Regions from separate parts of the Homo sapiens genome. Here region 2 is linked to region 1. Evidence: read pairs that join two places in POLR2A ChIA-PET (ENCODE). Cell type or tissue: A673. All regions are shown on one strand. Links, peaks and the distances in the headings refer to the core of each region. The heading gives the core; the rest is flanking DNA.

Region 1 (8,088 bases), core at 1,121-6,120:
CGCGGTCGGGGGTGGGCTGGGGTAGGAGAGGACAGGGGCGAGGTTTCAGGGATCTGTGGGCTCAGGGTCTGTGGACGCAGTCCAGGGTTCCCGGGGGGTGTGGGAAGGTCAGTGGGCTGGAGGAGCGGTGGCGGGGGGCGGGGTGGGCGGGGCCCGGGGACGCGACTGCAGGTGGAGGAAGGCGCTGTAGGGGGTGGGGAGTCCCGGGGCGCGCCGGGGCGGGCGAGTGCTGTCGGGGTGGAGGGAGGCGCGGCCGGGGAATGTGGGGCCGGCGCACGCGGTCTCAGCGCCCCTCCCTCCCCAGGGCTGCCGAGGGACCCCCGAGCGCCGCCCTGCCTCGTGTGCCGCGGGCTGCTGCCACCCGCCGGGCCCTGCAAGCGCTGCCGCTCGTTCTGCGCCGCGGTCCTGCAGGGCGCGTCCTTCGTGCGGCTCGGCGGGCGGAGCTGCAGCCCGCGGACCCCGTGAGTCGGGACCGGCGCGGGGACCAGGACGACGACCCGGAGCCACGCGCGTCTCCGTGGAAACCTGCGCGGAGCTGAGGCCGAGAACACAGCGCTGTTGTGGTGAACCCGCGTCCTCGCCGTGGTTTTCTTGGGAACCTCGTGCCCAGCACCCCCGCACCCGCTCCGGACCCTCCGAGCCGCTCTGGGGAAGGCTCCAGCCCGGGTCCCGGGCGGACGCTGGTTCGTTCCTTCCCGCGTTCGTCCGACGAGTCTCGGCGCCGCCCAGGGTCTCCGCACCCCGTTTCCTCCCATCTGGTGCCCAGCGCGGGCGCGGAGGGAGCCCCCGGGGTTGGACCCTCAGATCCCTTCACCGTTGGGCTTCTGGGCGACCGATGGTCACTGGGCTGTGTGGCCGTGCTGCCCTGGAGACCCAGACTTGGAAAGACCCCACCCCCACCCCAGGCCTCGCCCAGCTGCGGTGGGTGATCTCGGTGGCCGGGGCCCGCCCAGGAGCCCGTGGCCTGGCTCTTCATGGATACTGAGCAGGGCCAATCCCCCAGCCCTCAGAGACAGGGCTGGAGCCCTCTGACCTCAGGCTGGAGAGGGTGGCCGGGGGCCTGGGGCAGAGGGCAGAGGCCGGCCCCACTGTCCTTCCCTGGGCCTTGGAACCAGCACCAGCCACACCCCGTGGGCCGTCCCTACACGAGATCACCGACTACTGGCCACCTGCAGCCCCTGCCTGCGTCACGGCACGCTGGGATGGCGCCTTCAGGCAACGGGTGTGTCGTGGTGGGGGCCTGTCCCAGAGAGGCCTGGAGAGAGGTTTGGGTGTGAGTGGGCCCATGGGGGAGGGACATTTGTCCTTTCCCAATGATCCTGCTGGCCGTGCCCATGGACATCGTCTGGGACACCCCTGCCACAGTACAGCAGCCCCCATCGTCCCCTGGTATAAGGAGGGCTGGAGGCCAGGCTGAGGGGCGAGGCCCAGCTGGAGTATCTGTCTTACAGCTCAGCCAGCCTGGGATAGGGGATGACAGTGGCCCGTCCTGAGCCACCCCCAAATGTGCCTGCCTGCTGCTGACCATGCCGTGGCATGGAGGCTGGCACTAGCCACTCTCTCCAGGGCATTGTGGCCACAGGCACGCTGCTGCAGGGGGCGGGCTCAGCCCCATCTACTCTGCCCAGCAGTGAGTGCATAAGTTCCAGCCCATGGAGGGCTCTAGGCCAGGCGGGGGCAGGGTCGAGGTGCTGGCCCAGGAGGCAGGGAGGTGGGCAGTGCGGGGTGGTGGGAGGGAGGGAGGACTTCACGGTCACAGCAGCCCCTGCCGCCTTCCCTCCCCTGGGACCGAACCCCAGAGCTTGTTTCTCAAGCTCCCTCCTGACTACCCGAGCCCACAGTGTGAGGCCCACAGCCTCTCCCAGCCTGGGGGTGGTGCCGCCCTCCACACTTGGGGTGTCCTGTGGGTATTCCAGGCAGAACACCCCAGCTAGACACTCCCAGGCTCCCCAGCTATTAACTCCCGCCATCCCCCCCCCACACACACACAGACACACACACACACACACACACACACACACACACACACACACACACACACGTGGGGCAGTGCCCTCCCAGAACCTGAGGCAGGTGCAGAAGCCTCTGTGCCTGTCCAGGAAGGGAGGAGCCAGGAGGACCCAAGAACTGCACCCTGGTTCTCTCCAACCCCCTGCCCTGGCTGGAGGCAAATGGGAAGCAGTAAGCTTCTGCCCAGAAACTTTCCTATGCATTTGATGCTCCAAATAAGAAGATGACACAGAACGGCTCCCTGAGCAGAGGCTGGGCCCCAGAGTTCCCAGCCTCGGGGGGTGCCCTCCGGAGTGGGGGGGGGCTCATAGGGAGGACCACACAGGGGAGGTGGCCTTTTGCATCTTGAGGGGAGGTGGAGGCCAGGGACTTGGGTGGAATCTCAGGTCTTAGGAGAGGGCTCCCCTTAGGGGCTGGGGCTGAAGCCAGGGGCTCTGGGGTATGAGTGCCCAGGACAGATTCCACCCCTCTGCCAGCCCAGCCAGCTTTCCAGGGCCCTTGTCTACCCTCCTGGCCTCATGCATGCCTGAGGGAGGTGCACGCCGGCGGCAGCCTATCCCGCCGGCCTGGAGCCATCTCTGCACCAGTGGCCGCCCTGTGGGGAACCCCATTAGGGTGTCCTCGGACCCCAAAGGCCCCAAGGTTTCTGGATGCTTCCTTTGGAAACCTAGAAACTCCACAAGTGTCTGGCCACAGTCTTCTGGCCCCAGGCGGTGGAAAGTCTCCCGGGCTGCTGTCTGTGAAGCGAGCCCTGTTTTGCCGGGAGGGGGAGTGTCTCGCTCGCTCCAGCTGTGAAGAGCAGCCTCCACCCTCTGTTTGTCTTTGGGGCTGGAGCTGCAGGGTCAGCCTGGAGCCGCTGCCACAGGGCATCCTGCAAACTTGCCCCACTCACATCCACGCTTACCAGTGGGAGCTCTCACTGCACAGCCAGATGCTGGCTGGGCAAGCACTCGCGTTCTTGGGCCTGACCTGGGGCACTTTCCAGAGCCTGGCCATCCCCCGGATTACAGAATGTGGCCTCTCCTGTTCTCAGGTAAGCTCCTGCCTCCTCCTAGGCCCCTACACTGTGGCAGATAAGGCCCTGGTTTCTCCTCAGGTGGGTCTGGCCTGACGCTCTCAGCACATCAGCAGGTGAGGGGTTGCAGGGCCCTGGGGGGTCCGAGGGCAGCGCTGGTGAAAGAAGGATGGGAGACCTGGCCTGACCCTGCCGAGCTGCTCCGGGAAGTGTTTGCTGGAAGCTCAAGGCAGGGTGAGCCCACCTCGGACCCACCTGTGACCTCCAAGGAGGCTGTGTTAGAATCTAGGGCAGCCCGCAAGCCCATCCGGGGCTCCCACCCCACCCCGCTCGGCTGCTCTGAGCCATCGGGAGCCCGCAACACCTGGGCTTGTGTAGACACCTGCCAAGGAAACACTCGGAGAACGTGCTGAGAATGAGATGTTGGCAGTGGAGGTGGCTGGGTTGGGGTGGAGGGCTCTCACTGCACAGCCCACTCACTCAGCCTTACAGGAGAGGGCGCTTCATCAGCACCTGCAGCAGGAAGTGTACCCAGCATCCCAGGAAGGGGCCCCGGTGCCCAAGGCTGGCCGGGCACAGTGGGGACACAGGCATGGAAAGGGCACAGAAGGTGTCCCGGAAAGGGAGGACTCACTGAGGACCTGCTGGGTGCACCGTTCCTGGCATGGGGACAGCAGTTAGCAAGATGTGCCTTTAGGGTGGTGGCCTGGTCACCTCAGGGGACACTTGCGGGGACATCCAGCAGCTCCACAGGGCCTGAGACGGGTCCAGCAGAGGGCTCAGCTCAGGGAGGGGAGCAGCAAGGGCTGGAGTGCTGGGTGCCATGGGCAGGCTCAGATCCACAGGGCATTCGTGGAACAAGGAAGAAAGCAGGCTGGGATGCGTGGGAACCGGTGGCAGCAGGGGAGATGGGCGGGTTCAGGTGGGAGGGGTGTCCACCGGATGCCACCCTGCAGTGGAGATGGAAAACAGGGAGGGGGCAGGCCTGGGGATCCTGGCTAGGAGGGGGAAGGAGAAGCGAGAGATGAGACCTCAGAATCGACTTTTGCCTCTGGGAGGAAATGGTCCCTGAGTTGGGAGACATGGGGGGAGGCGGCCTTGAAGTGCAAGCTGGAAAGCTTTGCTGAGGCGGCTGCGGGGTATGCAGGCAGCCTCCCGGTCCGAGGTGTGACCGCGCTGTCCACGCTAGGACGGCCAGGTGATCCTGGGGAATGGGTGGGGACCAAGATTGAACCCTCAGTACTCCAAGGAAAGGGGCAGGGGCAAGGGCAGGGGCTGAGGCGGGTGGAAGAGGCCAGGAAGGAGGGGAAGTGCTGGAGGGGAGAGGAGAGGAGGGGTTTGGCGGGGCTGAGGGAGGGTCTCATGGAAGATGGGGTGGGGAGGGTTGAGCAGGAGGGGTCAAGGGGTGACAAGAGGAGCGGGAAGCTGGAGGTGGGTGTAGGGGCGCTGCCTGGGCAGCCTTGGACAGGGCGGTGGTTGCGAGGGGGCGCGGGAGCCCCTGCCCGCGGGGGGAAGCCAGGGAGGGGAGGCTGGGGCTACAGCCGCGCCCTGGGGGGGGACCCGCGCGGGTGACGGCGGGAGGCTGGGCCGCATGCAGGGGAGCTTGGGCGGGGTGGGGCCGCGAGCAGCCGCCCTGGGGGTTCCCTGCACACCCCCCGACGCCGGCCGCTGGGAAGCCCCGAGAAGCACGACGGAAAACCCCGTGCGGGGGAGGCGCCCAGCGCCCGGGCTCAGCCCCCCCCCGCCCCCGCTCCCCCCACCTTCCCCCCAGCGCGCCCGGGTCCCGCTCCCCGTGCCGTGGGGCAGGGGCGGGGCAGAACCGCGCGACGTTCCGCGCCCCCGACAGCGGCTTCTCCTGCAGCCCCAGACACTCGGGCCACGGGGCCAGCCCTGGGTGGGCTTCAGAGTCCAGGAAGTCAGGAGAGAGAGCAGACGCCCTTCGCCTCTCCAGCCCACCCCGGCCTCCGAGCCCCCAGCGGGGATTCTTTCTCTCCTGAAGGTGGATGCGGGGAGTCCAGGCCACAGTGGGCGCCCAGAGGGGCTTCAGGGCACCTGGCGGGAGGGAGGCCCGGGGACCCACGCCACTGCCCCCCTGCAGTTCCACACAGGCGGCCTCACTGGGCCTCCCCACGCTGCCTCCGCCGCTCCCTCTGTGCCCGGGCTGGTCTGGGCTGCCCTCGCCTGCCCACCTGAGGCCTGCTCGGATCCCGTTCCCCAGAGGCTGCCCCGGGTGAGCCCGGCCCCTTTTGCCTGGGCGGAGCCCTCAGCAGCCTGGGGTCAGCTCCGCCGGCCCCTCGTTTGAGGCCCTGCTCCCCACCAGGGGCCGAGGCCGGGGCTTCCATCAGGACGCTGGGTCCAGCCTGTATACTCCGCCCACGGGCGGCGGGTTTCGTGGCCATGGCAGGCGGAGGAGGGTCACTCACGGCAGTCTCTGGGGAGTTATTGGGGTGGTCGGCAAATGGGTAGAGACGGTGGGGTGAGAACGAAGACTCAGAGGCCATCTGCAGGGTGGGGTCCTGCGCTGGACCCTGGAACAGAAAACAGTTCACTAGTAGCACGTGATTCCACACCAGACTGAGGGTCACTGACTGCCGCCGATTCCACACCAGACTGAGGGTCACTGACTGCCGCCGATTCCACACCAGACTGAGGGTCACTGACTGCCGCCACCCATGTGGCTCCCCAGGTTTTGCAGATGCACGGGAAACTGTTGAGATGAGGGGATCCTGGGTAAACTCTCTGTAAATCTAAACATATTCCAAAATAAAAAATATTTAGAAGGAGGTGTAGCCACCGGTAATGCCCGCTCCACAATTCAAGGAACAGAAGTGGGCCCGACTTTTATTTTTCCGTGTTCCCACCTGGGCTAGGAGCAGAAGTCCAGGTCTCCATCTTGAGCTCCCCCCACCCCCACCCCCACCCCGACAGCCTGGGCTTCCCCGTCCGGTCTGTAGAGGGTCAGCTCTTTTCAAGAATGGAGCGGCTGTGTTGACCGCGGGCTGCACAGTCCAACACCCCAGGCTCAGTGGCCGCCCCCAGGGGGCCTGGACTCTGGGGGTCCTGCCCTGCTCTGAGGGCGCCAGTGCCACCCTGTGCTCTCGGACCTCAGCTCCCACGCCGTTGGTGCCGGGGTGCCGGGCGCCTTCTGCCTCACCCACAGGCTGTCTGCGAGCAGCCTGTCCCACAGGACCCTTCTGCCCCGTGGGAGCCTGGCCACAAGTCCTCATGCCCCTCTTTGAGTGCCCTTGGTCAGGTTGGGCTGGGGATGATCATAAATCAGGAGTGCAGCTTGGACCTGGACCATCCAGGACCTGTTCACTGCACGGCATGCCCCCGCCCCGCACCACCAACTCAGCCTCACTTGCTTCCAGGCCCATGAAATTGACCTCTATGAGGCCCCCCAAGCACCCCTTAGATTTATAACCTGCACCCCCCACACTATCCGGACCCCTCTTGCTCCTCCTGACCCCTCTGTTATTTTCCCACCCCTTTATTTTAGTTACACAGAATATAAGTTGCTGATTTCCCAGGTTTCGGATCGTTCTGTCTCCCCCTTCTCGGAATGTGAGCTCCTGGAGAGGTGGGGATGGTTCAGTTTTCCTCTGTTCATGAATCCCAGCACCTAAGCGAGCCTGGCACGTAGTGGGTGCTCTGCTAGTGTCCACTTAAACGCACAAGTGGGTCGGGGAGCTGGGGCCTGAGGGTCCAGAGGGATTCAGACCACACTGTTTACTAAGTGACCGCCGCATGCCAGCCTTGGGCCAGGCCCCTGACACTGAGGAGAAGCCAGGATTCAGGGCAGCCCAGGACCCCCAGGAGTGAGGGACAGGGCAGGAGCAGGATGGGCTGGGGAGGGGGTGCCCTCAGCCGCTCACCCCTCTCACTGTTCTGTCCCCAGGGCTTTGCCTGCAGGAGCCACAGGAACCGTGAGTACATCTCAGCCCCGGGGGATGCTCAGGGCCTGGACTCCCCACCCCAGGCTACCAGGGCCGCTTTGTCCACCGTGGGAGGCAGGTCTGTCCTGCAGTGTCCCCAGCAGCTGGGGTTCCCTTCTGGGCAGGGCAAACCTCTATCACTCACCGATGCGTGTGGGACCCTGGCCACACCCAGGCAAGGCCACCCTGGCTCCTGGCCAGAGGTGGGCCTGCCAGAGAGTCCCACGTCTCCACTTAACGCACAATGCCTCGTTGCGTTCCAAACCGGCCGCCCAGAAGCAGCAGGTGGAAAACCCCGTCTCCTCTAGCAAAGCTTTTTCCCTGTGTAAAGTGATCCCTACTGGGCCTTTAACAACTACCTTGTCTTTGTTAAACAGCGTATCTATTTATAAAAGGACTCTGAGTGATGCAGATGCCACAAGGAAGAAAGTTAAGGCTCACTGGAAAGCCTCCATGTAGAAATAAACAGTGTTTACCTAGGCAAACATTGCTCTAGGCATTTTGGGGTTTTTTTTCTTATTTTTGATTTTCATAGGAATAGACCTGAAGTCTTCCTATCTCTGGTTGGTCAACCAAACCCAGGCTGTTCTCAAACTCCTGGGCTCAAGCGATCCTCCTGCCTCGGCCTCCCAAAGTGCTGGGATTGTGAACTTGAGCCACCATGCCTGGCCTGTTCTAGACATTTGTGTAGCCAAATATACAGATATTTGCAGGATAAACAGATAAAAATTATTTTATAGAAATGAAATTACCTTATGTCATTTAAACTATTTTATTTTTACTTGAATTTAACAGAAAAATAGATGGCTAAACTTTACTTAAATGTTTCTTCACCTCAAGGACCTCTAAGCTTAAGGGAGGAGATTAGATCAGCTTGGCCCCTGCGCAAGGATGACATGCAAATTCACAAAGCGGACTATAGTAACAAACAAACAACAAATGCAAAGCATGGCTGATGCGGTGGCTCACACCTGTAATCCCAGCACTTTGGGAGGCCGAGGCAGGTGGATCACCTGACGTCAGGAGTTCGAGACCAGCCTGGCCAACATGGTGAAACCTGTCTGTACTAAGAATCCCCCCCCCAAAAAAATTAACTGAGTGTGGTGGCACTTGCCTGTAATCCCAGCT
Region 2 (8,088 bases), core at 1,457-6,456, 140 kb after region 1:
AACTTATAGTTGAAAAACCTTCCCACAGAGAAACTCCCAGGCCCAGATGACTTCAGTGGTGAATTCTACCAAACATTAAAGAAAAAAAAAATACAAATTCTTCCAGAAAATAAAGGAAGAAACACCTCCCAATTCTTTATATCAGCAGCATTACCCTGATACCAAAACCAGCAAAGACATTACAATAAAAGAAACAACTTGATACCCTATGAGCACAGAAAAAAAATCCTTAACAAAACTGTAACAAATTAAATTAAACACTATGTATCAAAGATAATACGTCATGATTCATCACAGGAATAAAAGGTTGGTTTAATAGTCAAAAAATTAAAACAGGCCGGGTGCAGTGGCTCACACCTGTAATCCCAACACTTTGGGAGGCCAAGGTGGGCAGATCACCTGAGGTCAGGCATTCAAGACCAGCCTGGCCAACATGGTGAAACCCCGTCTCTATTAAAAATACAAAAATGAGCCGGGCATGGTGGCACGCACCTGTTTTCCCAGCTACTCAGGAGGCTGAGGCAGGAGAATCGCTTGAACCTGGACGGGAGGTCGAGGTGCAGTGAGCTGAGATCGAGCCATTGCCCTCCAGCCTGGCGACAGAGTGAGACTCCGTCTCAAAAAAAAAAAAAAAAAAAAAAAAAAGGCTGGGCATGGTGGTTCACGCCTGTAATCCCAGCACTTCGGGAGGCCAAGGCAGCTGGATCACGAGGTCAGGAGATCAAGAGCATCCTGGCCAAACTGGTGAAATCCCATGTCTACTAAAAATACAAAAATGGTGGTGGGCCCCTGTAATCCCAGCTACTTGGGACGCTGAGGCAGGAGAATCGCTTGAACCTGGGAGGCAGAAGTTGCAGTGAGCCGAGATCGCACCACTGCACTCCAGCCTGGGAGATAGAGCAAGACTCCATCTAAAAAAAAAAAAAAAATTAAAACAATACATTAGCAAAAGGAGGAAAACCATATGGGCACGTCATTCGATGTAGAAAAACATTTGCCAACACTTCTACCTCTATTCACAGCAAAAACTCTGCACAAACCAGGAATGGAAGGAAACATCTTCAGCCTTATGAGACGCATCCGGGAAACAGTGCAGCTCCCATCATACTCATCAGTGAAAGAGTGAGTGCTTCCCCTCGGCATATTCTATACAGCACTGGATGGGAGTCTGCCCAGGCAGGAGGCGGCTGTCAGAGAAAATCAGAACTGCCTTGATGGGCAGACGACAGGGCCATCGATGTCATAAAGGTTGTAAGGCCTCTACAAAACAGTACTAGAGCTAAAGAGTAAGAGAGTTCAGAGAGGTCACAGGACTCAAGCTCATTCTTGTTCTCGGCACGGGCCAGCTCCCCGGGAATGTCCTAATTTCAGGCATCTCTCCTCCCTGGTGGCAGCGCCGCCCCATTCCCCAGCCCTTATGTTCTCATTCCAGGATGATCTTGTCCTCCACGCTCCTCGCTCCAACCTACAAGGTGGGCCGTGCATCCCTGTGGGTCGAGAAGAACCCAGCTGTTCTCTCTTCAAAACAGACATCTCATTCTAGGTTGGTCTTGACTCTCTCTGAGCCTTTCTTGGGGCTGCAGGGTGGGGGTGATGAGGTGGGAAGACCCAATACCTCATATCACCTCATATCACCGCACCTCGCTTTACTGCTCTTTGCAGATACTTTTTTTTCCCCCAAATTGGAGGTTTGTGGCAATCCTGCATCAAGCACGTCCATCGGTGCCATTTTCTAACAGCAGGGGCTCTCCACCTGTGTGTCACATTTTGGTAATTCTGGCAATATTTCACACTTTTCCATTATCATGGTATCTGTTATGGTGATCTGTGATCAGTACTCTCTAATGCTACCATCGTAATTAACGTGAGCCACCACAAGCCACACCCATGTCAGACAGTGAACTTAACTGATAAATGTGTGTCCTGACTGCTCCATCAACCAGCAGTTCCCCGTCTCTCTCCCTCTCCTCCAGCCTCCCTCTTCCCTGAGACACACGAGAAATTAGAATTAGGCCGATTAATCCTCTACATGTTCAAGTGAAAGGAAGTATCACGTCTCTCATTTTCAAAAGATAGAAATGATTAAGCTTAGTGATGAAGGCACGTCTAAAGCTGAGAGAGGCCAACGCTAGGACTCTTGTACCAACAGCCAAGACGTGAATGCAAAGGAAAGTTCTTGAAGGAAATCCCTGGCTGTAGTGGCTCATGTCTGTAATCCCAGCACCTTGGGAGGCCAAGGCAGGTGGACTGCATGAGCTCAGGAGTTTGTGACCAGCCTGGGCAACATGGCAAAACCCCAGCTCTACAAAAAATTAAAACATTGGCTGGGCGCGGTAGTTCACGCCTGTAATCCTAGCACTTTGGGAGGCCGAGGCGGGTGGATCACAAGGTCAGGAGATCGAGACCATCCTGGCTAACATGGTGAAACCTGTCTCTACTAAAAATACAAAAAAATTAGCCGGCAGGTGCCTGCGGTCCCAGCTACTCGGGAGGCTGAGGCAGGAGAATTCGCTTGAACCTGGGAGGCAGAGGTTGCAGTGAGCCGCGATCACGTCACTGCACTCCAGCCTGGGCGATGGAGTGAGTCTCCATCTCAGGAAAAAAAAAAAAAAATTTAAAAATTAGCCAGGCTTGGTGGCATACACCTGCAGTCCCAGCTACCTGGCAGGCTGAGACGGGAGGTTCGCTTGAGACCAAGAGGTTGAGACTGCAGTGAGCTGTGATCGTGACACTGCACTTTAGCCTTGGTGACAGAGCAAGACCATATCTCTAAAAACAACAAAAACAAAACCATGTGTGATTCCTGGGACGGGAAAATACCAACATTACCAGGAGAATGGGTTGAAGGAAGTTAATTCTAACCCTCATGGATGACTCTGAGGGGCTCAGACTTCAATGGAGGAAGTGACTGCAGATTTGGTGGAAAGGGCAAAAACTAGAATTATACACAGAACCCAAAGATACGGCGGAATTGCTGTACTCTTAGGATAAAACTTGAGTGAATGAGGAGCTGCTGCTTAGGGATGAGCAAAGAAACTAGTTTGTTGAGATGGAATCTACTCCTGGTGGAGATGCTATGAACACTGTTAAAATGACAATAAAGATTTTGGAATATTCTATAAGCATAATTGATAAAACAACAGCAGGGTTTGAGAGGATTGACTACAATTTTGAAAGAAGTTCTACTGTGGGTAAAATGTACACTATGGAGAACTCTTTCATAGAAGAGTTAATCGATGTAGCAAACTTCATTGTCTTATTTTAAGAAATTGTCAGCCGGGTGCAGTGGCTCACGCCTGTAATCCCAGCACTTTGGTAGGCCGAGGCAGGCGGATCACGAGGTGAAGAGTTCGAGACCAGCCTGGCCAACATGGTGAAACCTCGTCTCTACTAAAAATACAAAAATTAGCTGGGCATGTTGGTGTGCACCTGTAATCCCAGCTACTGAGGCAGGAGAATCGCTTCAACCCAGGAGGTGGAGGTTGTAGTGAGCTGAGATCACACCACTGCACTCCACCCTGGGCGACAGAGTAAGACTCTGTCTCAAAAAAAAAAAAAAATAAATAAATAAATAAATTGTCACAGCCACCCCACCCTTCAGCAATCTGCACTCTGATTGGTCAGCAATCTGCACTCTGATTGGTCAGCAGCCCTGGACACCAAGGCAACATCTCCTCCCAGCTGAGATTATGAGTTGCTGAAGGCTCAGATGACTGTTGGCATTTTCAGCAACAAGCTTTTTAAAAATCAAGGTAGGTACATTGTTTTAGACGTCATGCTATTGCACGCTTACCAGACTACATTATACTGAAAATGTAACTTTTTTTTTATTTTTGAGACAGAGTCTCACTCTGTCGCCCAGGCTGGAGTGCAGTGGCAATATCGGCTCACTGTAAGCTTCGCCTCCCAAGTTCAAGCTTTCTCCTGCCTCAGCCTCCTGAGTAGCTGAGATTACAGGTGCGTGCCACCACACCCAGCTAATTTTGTATTTTTAGTAGTGACGGGGTTTCACCACATTGGCCAGGCTGGTCTCGAACTCCTGACCTCGTGATCCACCTGCCTTGGCCTCCCAAAGTGCTGATGAATTAACTTTTAAAAGAGAATTCTAAGCCAGGCACAGTGACTCACGCCTGTAGTCCTAGCACTTTGGGAGGCTTGAGACCAGCCTGGCCAACAGGGTGAAACCCCATCTCTACTAAAAAAAAATATATTAGCCAGGCATTGTGGTGCACACCTGTAATCCCAGCTGCTTGAGAGGCTGAGGCATGAGAATTGCTTGAACCCTGGAGATGGAGGTTGCAGTTAGCCAAGATTGCACCACTGCACTCCAGCCTGGGTAACAGAGTGAGACTCCATCTCAAAAAAAAAAAAAAATCTATCTTTTAAAAATACTTACTGAAATGTAGCTACGTGAATTATGATTTTGGGTATTTGCTTCAAAATAATTGAGTGGATTGTAACAGAAACAAAAATTGACAACTGGGACCTAACTAAAGAGCCTCTGCATAGCTGAAACTATCACAGAAAAGGAGACCATCGACAGAATAAACAGAAAACCCACTGAATAAGAGAAAATATCTGCAAACTATGCATCTGACAAAGGTCTGAAATCCAGAATCTATAAGAAGCTTAACAAGAAATAAAATAACCCCATTAAAAAGCAAGCAAAGGACATGAACAGATACTTCTCGAAAGGAGACATAAAAGTGGCCAACAGACGTGAAAAAATGCTCGACATCAACAGTCATCAGAGAAGTGCAAATCAAAACCACAACGAGATACCATCTCACACCCGTCACAATGGCTTTTATTAAAAAAAGAAAAAAATAACAGATGCTGGAGAGGCTACAGAGAAAAGGGAAACTCAAGCACTGCTGGCAGGGATGTCAATGAGTTCAGCCACTGCGGAGAGCAGTGTGGAGTCTTCTCAAAGAACTAAAAACAGAGCTACCATTGGACCCAGTGATGCCACTACCAGGTATGTACCCAAAGAAATAAATCATTCTACAAAAAAACCCCATGTACACATGTATGTTCATCACAGCACTATTTACAATAGCAAAGACATGGAATCAACCTACGTGCCTAGCAATGGTGGACTGGATAAGGAAAATGTGGTATATCCACACCATGGAATATTATACAGCCATAAAAAAGAACAAAATCATGTCCCTTGCAGCAACATGCATGCATCTGGAGACCATCATCCTAAGTGAACAAACACAGGAACAGAAAACCGGATACCACATGTTCTCACCTATCAGTGGGAGCTAAGCATGTGGTACACAGGGACATAAAGATGAGAACCACAGGCACTGGGACTGCGAGAGTGAGGAGTGAGGGAGGGAGGAAGGGAGGAGGGGACAAGACTGAAAAACAACCTATTGAGTACCATGCTCACGATCTGGGCGACGATCATTCTTATCCCAAACTCAGCATCACGCAATATACCATGTCGTGAACCTGCACATGTGCCTGATGAATCTAAAATCAAAGTTGAAATTCTTTTTAAAAACAAAACTTTTTAAAAAGTGAGTGGAGGACACAGATGAAATGGGAATGGCTGTGAACTGGTAATTCTGAAGCTGGGGATGCGTGCACAGGGTTTATTATGCTACCCTTTCCACTTTTACGTATATCAGATTATTTCCATGAAAGCTATTTTAAGAAAAAAACCAATGAGATACACTGCTGACTTTTTAAGAGAAACAATGTAAATCAGGAGACAGAGGAATGACATCTTCAAAGCTGTGAAAAATGAGAGCCAAACCAGAATTCAGTAAGCAGTACAAATATTCCCTGAGGAATAAACAGGAACTAAAAAACACCATCAGACAAACCAAACACAGAACGTGTCTCTAAGTGACCCACACTAAAGTCCACGCAAGAGTGTTCTCCAGTCAGAGATGAAATAATCTGGTCTGGAGGACGAGCGCTGCCAAAAAGGCCCGAGGTGGATAACCACCACGCGGGTACGAGGTAGGCAGCCGTGCACTCACTGTTACGGGTGCCTCTGCCTTTAGGCCCTTCCAGCGGAAGCACTAGAACCCATAAACACACACACCAACATGCATGTGTGTACGTGAATCAAAGCCACAACTTCACACTGACACCGCCAACTCTGCCCTGACCCTGAGATCACAAGACCGAGCATCCCCCTTTCCACAACCGTGATTTTTCTTTTTTTTTTTTTTTTGAGACAGTTTTGCTCTTGTTGCCCAGGCTGAAGTGCAATGGCATGATCTCGACTCACCCAACCTCCGCCTCCTGGGTTCAAGTGATTCTCCTGCCTCAGTCTCACAAGCAGCTCGGATTACAGGCATACACCATCACACCCAGCTAATTTTTTTTTTTTTTTTTGTATTTTTAGTAGAGACAGAGTTTCTCCATGTTGGTCAGGCTGGTCTCAAACTCCCAATCTCAGGTGATCCGCCTGCCTTGGCCTCCCAAAGTGCTGGGATTACAGGTGTGAGCCATTGCGCCCGGCCTGCATCCGTGACGTTTCAATCCACCTCTGGGAGGCTGGGCTCCCACCCTCCTGGCAGATTTCCTCATTTGCTCAACCCTACAACACATGCACGAAGTAGCTGCAGAATTACTAACCCAGGCCACCAAGAAAACAAGCCTTCTAGCTGGAGATCACAATTCATTTATAATTTTTATCTTTTTACTTGGAGGTTTATAATCACATCGTGTCCAAGAGTTTCTTGGGTCAGTTTTCATTTTTCTTTTTTGTTGGAAGAGACAGTCTCGCTCTGTTGCCCAGGCTAGAGTGCAGTGGCACAATCTTGGCTCACTGCAACCTCCGCCTCATGAGCTCAAGTAATCCTCCCACCTCAGCCTCCTCAGTAGCTGGGATGACAGGTGTGTGCCACCACCCAGTTAATTTTTTGCATTTTTTGTGGAGATGGGGTTTCACCATGTTGCCCAGGCTGGTGTCGAACTCCTGATCCTGGGTGATCCACCAGCCTCAGCCAGCTTCCTTCCTCAAGTGTAGTTATTTTATTCATTTGAAATATAGTAAGCTCATTTGTTTGCTTGTAACACTGCCTATATTTTATTTTTTAGTTTCCCCAAATCTCTCAATAAAAGGAAAACTAGAACAGTAAAACCACAATCCTCTGATGTTATCAACAACAACAAAAAAGAAGACTGACAAGGTCTTTCCGTTAACCAACAAATGTAAGTGGAAGGGACAAACCATGAATATGGGTAAGTGGGTCCCTGATTTAATGACGGTTCAACCTACGAACCTGCAACTTTACGATGGTGTGAAAGCCACTGGCATTCAGTACAAACTGTACTTTGAATTCTGAATGTTGATCTTTTCCTAGGCTAACAACATACGGTGTGACACTCTTACATGAGATATTCAACACTTTATGACAAAACAGGCTTTGTGTCAGGTGATTCTGCCCAACTGTGGGCTCATGTAAGTGTCTGAGCACATTTGAGGGGGGCTGGACTAAGCTATGATGCTCGGCACATCAGGTGAATTAAATGCATTTTCCACTGAAGATATTTTTAATTGATGATGGATGGGTGTATCAGGATGGAAGCCCCCTTGCAGTCAGTATTACAAGGCCTAGATGGTATTAGATCTGGCAGCTGGAAAAGAAAGATGTCATCAAGCGTGTGATACACCGAGCATCCCCAAGTAGCCAACAGGTATCACTGGACGGCCCACAGAACCAAGCTGCTGAGGTGGGTGACTTTCTGCACATCTGCAAAGCAGAGGAGGGTCAGGGTCCAAGGTCCGATCTGGGGCAAAACAAAACAGCTGACACTTCTTTCTGGGGCAAAAACTCCCATGAAGAGAAGCTGCTGGGCCTACCAGGCCACCCAGAACTAGACAGAAAGTCAGCGAGAACAGAGAAGACTTGAGCAATACCGTCAGCCAACTGACCCAGTGGATGCACCGCAGTGCCTCCCCAACCGCCGCTCCCACCGCCGCCTGGCACACGCTTCTTCAGGGGCCCAGGGAACCTCCCACAGTATAGACCACATGCTGGCCCATAACATACGCGTTGGGCATTTCAAAAGGACTGAAACTATACAAGTCCTCTAAACACAATGGAGTTAAATTAT

What was found. ChIA-PET counts read pairs that join two places held together with the same protein. Peaks named below come from ENCODE experiments on the same cell type or tissue, not always from the same donor. Only the 100,000 strongest peaks of a DNase experiment are listed, where the experiment ranks them.
Region 2: POLR2A ChIA-PET joins it to region 1 with 7 read pairs; 2 of 35 experiments call an interaction of 5 or more read pairs at or near these places.

Annotation. Positions count from the first base shown.
Region 1 is chr22:50,007,500-50,015,587 of GRCh38, reverse strand. IL17REL (interleukin 17 receptor E like) reads left to right here and starts at 2,823. Exons shown (of 15, transcript NM_001371417.1): 1 at 2,823-3,043; 2 at 6,924-6,951. The coding sequence starts at 2,942. RefSeq lists an enhancer at 2,338-2,938 and silencers at 4,453-4,502, 4,513-4,832. In A673, for the core only: no CTCF peak of the experiment used is centred there; a DNase peak (open chromatin) is centred at 3,997.
Region 2 is chr22:49,867,230-49,875,317 of GRCh38, reverse strand. All of the region lies in intron 1 of ZBED4 (zinc finger BED-type containing 4), which reads right to left. It also overlaps a transcript of ALG12 not described here. Among named protein-coding and RNA genes, the nearest start is that of ZBED4, 17 kb to the right of the region's middle. In A673, for the core only: no CTCF peak of the experiment used is centred there; no DNase peak of the experiment used is centred there.